Regions from separate parts of the Homo sapiens genome. Here region 2 is linked to region 1. A link is a contact called in ENCODE Hi-C data. All regions are on one chromosome and are shown on one strand. The core of a region is the stretch at or near the end of the contact, and the rest is flanking DNA. Distances in the headings are between cores, read along the strand shown.

The links. A loop is a pair of places that touch in the nucleus more often than their neighbours do.
Region 2: a loop to region 1 is called in a map of posterior cingulate gyrus, with 4 times the contacts of the local background. The contact joins two enhancer-like sites. A Hi-C loop is called at or near these places in 1 of 168 maps with a recorded cell type or tissue (posterior cingulate gyrus) and 1 of 37 single-sample maps with no recorded cell type.

The regions. Positions count from the first base shown.
Region 1 is chr16:49,558,863-49,561,699 of GRCh38, forward strand. All of the region lies in intron 5 of ZNF423 (zinc finger protein 423), which reads right to left. Among named protein-coding and RNA genes, the nearest start is that of LINC02179, 94 kb to the left of the region's middle. Within about 2 kb of position 1,554, at least 5 of the 41 ENCODE cell types and tissues checked have a DNase peak (open chromatin) inside an H3K27ac peak, as active enhancers do.
Region 2 is chr16:49,619,278-49,622,086 of GRCh38, forward strand. All of the region lies in intron 5 of ZNF423 (zinc finger protein 423), which reads right to left. Among named protein-coding and RNA genes, the nearest start is that of LINC02179, 150 kb to the left of the region's middle. Within about 2 kb of position 1,259, at least 18 of the 41 ENCODE cell types and tissues checked have a DNase peak (open chromatin) inside an H3K27ac peak, as active enhancers do.

The DNA of each region.
Region 1 (2,837 bases), core at 304-2,803:
ACCAAGGTGTACCTGGAAGCGAGCGGGGTTTTGGGGGGGTCCCACCTGGAGGGGCCCAGCAATGACATCAGAACCACTCAGTAAGGGGGTCTCAGAGGCAGGGATGTCCGAGGTGGGGGCAAGTCCTGAGCTCCTTAGGGGCCACAGGGGCTTCCCTCAACCTTGGACATCCCTGGCCCAGGCTTGCCCCAGGCATGGCCTGAGTCAGCTGCCCCTTCCACCTTCTCACCATCCCCTGGACTCCTAAACACCACTCTGAAAGGCAGTTGTATGTCTGGGGTGGGGAGTACTCTCCATCTCATGGACAGAGAAAGCGAGTCCCAGAGAGGTCTACTGACTTATCTGTGGCTTGGCCACACAAAAGGGGCAAAGCCCTGGGATATTGCCACTTCCCGCTTTGTACTTTCCTACTCAGTACCAAAGGGGGTCAGGGAACAGGGTACAGTACGGGAAATAAAAAGAAAAACAGAAAAGCAAAGCCTTCTCTGCTAATGAGGTATGGTGGGCTGGAGCATCAGCATGGGGCCAGATGGCGAGAGATTTCCCCTAATCTTTCTAGGAGGCCCCAGGGAACATCCTCACCAGTCTCCATCCATCCCTGATGAAATTCCTCCAACTCTCTCCTGCTGCAGAATGAGTGGTTGGACCCAAACCTATCTCAACATCACTGACTTATCTCTGCCCCAAGAGGATGAATCTTCCCCCACTGAAAAGACCAGGACTTAATATCCTTGTCAAGGAAGAAGAGTTGATGACAACATGTTTTCCTGTGGGCGGTCTGCTCCTGATTCCTGGCTCTTTGGACCTTCGCCAAGCTCCATCTTTTGTGCATTTGAACCAAGGTCTACTGTCTACATCAGTATCATCAGGACATTGCTGGCCAATGTACCCAGATGCTAGAATTTCATGGGTATTTCATAGCAGGGTCCCATATTCACTAACATTTTCAAACAAAGATGAGTAAACTGAAGGCACGATCCCAGTCAAGAAAGCCCACAGATGTCCTCCCAAGAGAGGTGCAAACGGTACCACTGCTTGTAGATTTACCCAGCACACATCTATGATTTCAATGTTAGTCTCTCTTTGGTCTTTGGCTGTCTAAATGTCATGGTGACTTTGCCAGGGCAAAAGGTGTGCCCAGAAAATTGCCACCCTGTCACAGTAGCCTGAGAGCAGGGTACCGAGTAGAACATATGCTCTGTATGGCTTTGTTTGCACCTCTGATTCTGCTATCTCACAAGCAGCAGGTTGGCGATTAACAAAATAGCAATAGCATCGAAGCCGGTGACAACTGCCATCATCACGGCAGTGACGACAGCTGTCACCAGGAGCCAGTGAGCCTGCTCCTTCCCACCCCCAGAGTCCCCAAATAGGCAGGAGCTCTGAGCATTTTAGGGAAACTTGGCCAATCATTTCCGTGAATCTTTACTGCCTGGACAGATTAAACCCAGGCCCCAAGTGGCTCTCCCAGTTGACAATTTTTCTTTCAAAAAGGCCGAAGTTGCTGTGAGCCAAGTTCTTGCAGCCGAATTCCTGGACACAGTTTCCAACAATTCCAATCAGCCAGCTCTGCGGTTGGGCTGGGATTTCAAGCTTGCCACAGTATGAAGTCCAGTTTGGGCTATATTCCCTTCCCTCTCGCAGCATGATGAAGGTTTCCCCGCAAAATCAAAAGGCTTACTGTCAAGTTTTCGATTGGTCTGGGCTTCGTGCTATCGTGTGTGGTGTGGGAAGGAATATGAATGTGGTGCCGGCTCTACCATGGGGCCTTGAGGCCTCGTCCAAGCCATCCAGGGACCTTATGAAAGTGGAACGGAACTCTTTTCATGTATATTCCAACTGCTGAAATTCCCCAGACACGCCACAGTGTGCAAACTCGGTGTAAAAAGAACAATGGCTGGATAAAAACCGAGGCGAGTCGGCCGAGTACGCTGAAGACAAGCCAGTGTTGCTAATGCAAGGGAAGCCAAGCCTGGATTCTCCCCCTCCTTCTTCACCTCTTCTTTTCTTCTTTTCTTTTTTCCTTTAGCACGTGGAACTTAATGAAAATAAAGTCACCGTGTTTCCAGGGCAGGAGGCTGCTCTTTACTTGAATAAAATGTACATGCAAATTCACTAAAGGAGGCTGGCACTTGGGAAAACACAGAGATGATACTCAGGGCTCAAACTGATGGATAGCATTTATGTCTCCTTTCTTTTTTTCTTAAACCATAGAGATAATATGTGTCTGTCTATATGCACGTACATGTGCACATATAAAACAGGGCTGTGCTAGAGCCAGTTCATACTGACTCCTGAGAGCCAACTGTGCGTTTCTCTTCCCAACTCCAGATTCAGCGAAATGATATTGGTAGACTGAAATTGGCCCACAGTGGGAGTATTTACACCACAGAAATCGGCAAAGGCTACAAAATCAAAATTCTGTTTTTTATCGGACAGTGAGTTATTAAATATTTACCAACTATATTGTAACTACATCTACTTTACTGGGGGTATGTGTGTATATAGATGTATAGAGGCATATATAGATATATACACATATATATTACATATATGCACCAGATACACAGAATACAGATGACATGCACGTACTTTTAACCTTTGTATACTCCCCTTAATCCATAACCTCTCTTTATTCTTCGAAAGCAATATGAAAACCATGGATCTAAGTGAATCTGTATGCTTTTATCATAAAAAAGCATGAAAAACCAATCTGCTCTTCCAAAATATAAAAGCAATCACTAAATTGATTCCTTTTTTTGCCAGGCATTAACTTTCTCCTATTACTGCAAATTTGCTGCACTTGTATTTTCTTCCAGCCCCAGAATTAAACACAC
Region 2 (2,809 bases), core at 9-2,508, 60 kb after region 1:
AGGATTTTAATAGTGTTTACTGAACATGAAGGTATGAGGTTACTACTAGAAGAAACCTCAATGACAGAGGCCTTCCCCCAAAACAAACAAACAAACACATACGCATACAAAAGGAACTCAAGAAAATGAGAAATTTTCCACTATTTTAAAATTCAGAACTGATGGATTCTCCATAGACCTAAACAGCTTCCTCGAATGAACCAACGGGATTCAAAGTCAGGGAAACCAAGTCCTTTGGGCTGGTTCTCTCAGCCAGGAAGACTGTTGAGGGGGAAGTGACTATGCCCTAGTTTGGGGGTTTGGCAACGAAAAAAAAAAGAATAAAAAAGAATTGGATTATAGTCTTGCTGTACAGGCTTGTTATTCTGACAGAACAGTTCCAGAACCTGAAACATGATCTCTGGAGGGAGAGGGAGACATTTTTATCACATATTAAGGTTAGACAGATGTTTTGGGTCTGGTGTTACCTGAATCAAAAGCACCATTGAAGAGCCTGACACAGCCCGGTTCAGCAACACGTGATCCTGGCAGAAAGGAGACAGGAACCCCTTTTTCTTTTCATGTTCATGAGATTTTCCTCTGTGGTTCTATTTGGGTTTTTTGTATCTCCCTGGAGCTGGGGCGAGACACTGACTTCCACTCCAGACTGTCCTCCTTGGACCAGAGACTCCTTCCCCTCCAAAATGCTGCAGGCTGGGCCTTCAGCACGGGGCCAGGGTCCAAATGGCAGCTTGAACAGTGGGCCCTGGCTCTGCAAGGTGGTTTGAAAGTATCTCCAGGGATGTGCTTCATAAAGACTTGTAAGGTAGAAAAACCCTCTCTCTGTCTGTCTCCCTCTTTCCCTCTCTCTCTTCTACACACACACACACACACACACACACACACCACACACACACAACACACACATACACACACATACACATACACACACAGACACACACATACACATACACACACAGACACATACACACACAGACACAAAACACATGCCTCCCTCCAGGTTGGCCAGGGCCAGTCCTGCCACAGTGACAGGGGAGGGCTGGGGACAAGAGGACACACAAGGACAGAAGCTGGCACTGGGGACACTTTAAGAGCCTGGGCAGGAGGCAGGAGGGGTTGATTTTCCAAACACCCACTTCCTCCCCCATGTATTTGCCCCTGACAGCAGAGCCCAGCCCTTGAAGGCACCCAGGGAAAGGGCCGGCGTGAGCATGAAAAGCAGGCCTCCGGAATGACTAATGCCCCACCGGGACAGGCCTGGCTCTGGCCTGGCTGCCCGCCAGAGAGTCCACAGCCACTTTCCAAGGACAGCAAGGGCAAGCGTTCCTGACAAGATTCCCTGAGGACCATCCCTTCCCAGCCCTGACCCTCCCCGGGGCTCCCCCAAGGGGCCCGTGAGGCCCTGCGTGAGGACGTCCAGGGGCCCAGAGGCTGAGTCACTCCCTTGGGGCCAACCTGGGTCATGGCAAGTTTGTTATCTCAAGGACAAGTTCTCAGACCCCTTATCCAGCCATCCCCACCCAAAACAAACTAAAAGTAAGGCCTCTCCAGCAAATCGGCTTCCTGGGGGTCTCCAGACTCAGGCCCTGCCCCCCAGGGTGAGGTGCCATGTGCCCCAGGAGGGCAGTGTACATACATTATACATATATGTTCAACACATGTGGGCAGACCCACTGCTCCTCCCTTCCCAGCCGTGGGGGACCAGCTTCCTCTGGGCCAAGCCCCCCATAAGCCTCCCTCTCTCTCCTTCAGCAGCCCCCCCGGGGAGCCCAAGGCAGGGGCCTCCTGCAGAGCAATTTCCTGGGGCGGCAGAGGTGGGAGTCATCCTCCCAGAGTCCTCGGAGGGGGTGAAGGGGAGGTGGGGAAAGGGCGACTGGGCAGAGCTGGGTCAACCCGGCAGGAGGCCACAGCACAGAGCTCTGGGCTGCTCCAAGTTTTTCATGTGCCTTCTGGGGGAGGAAGTGTCAAAGCCATTTCAAAAGCTGGGGGAGTCCCAGGGAAGGGGCCTCATTCTCCATGCGGAGGGGGGATTTCAAAGGAGACCCTGCTATTGAAAGGTTTCCAAAGACCCTCGCCTTTCTATCAGATCCAAATCACTCCCCTCCAAGCAGCAGCCAGGAGAGGGGTGCTGGGAAAATGTTTCCAAGGAGACATGTCCCTGAGTCATCATAACTCCCAGGGTCTCCGGGCTGCAGAGCCATGCAGAGGCCCCCGCTATAAAAAGGCCGGTTTACCGCCCCGCAGGGGAGCTCTCCAGCAGTCCGGGTCCCAGGGGAGGCCTGCCTCAGACCCCCAAGTGCCCTGAGTTTATGAGAAGGCTGCAGAGCTGAACAGGGCCACTTCTACCCACCAAGTCCCCCTGGTGCCACTAAGGGGGACTTTTACCCCCGTCAGCGGCAGGGCAGCCACTCTGGGCTCAGACCATTTAGCAGGAGAAGCCATCCACTGGGACACTGGGCCCCAAAAGATTTACTGGGATTGCAGAGCCAGCCCCAAACCAGGCCTGCAGTGTCTGCCTCTCACCATTTCCCCAGCAGCCTTCCCAAGCCACCAGGGCCAGCCAGAATCACAGCACAAGCCACATCTAAGTTCCATCAACTCCTCTTCTCCCCCTGCCCTGTTCACTCACCCCAGGACCACACCAGGTGGGTCTTCGTTCTCTTCCCAACTGGTTCCTTCTCAACACCGCAGCCAGATTCTTCTTCCTAAGGCTCAGGCCAGGATATACCCTGCTCTGAAACCTTCAATGGCTCCCTAGCGCTTAAGTCCAAGGTTTAAACTCAGGTACCCACAGGGACCAGGCTGGAGA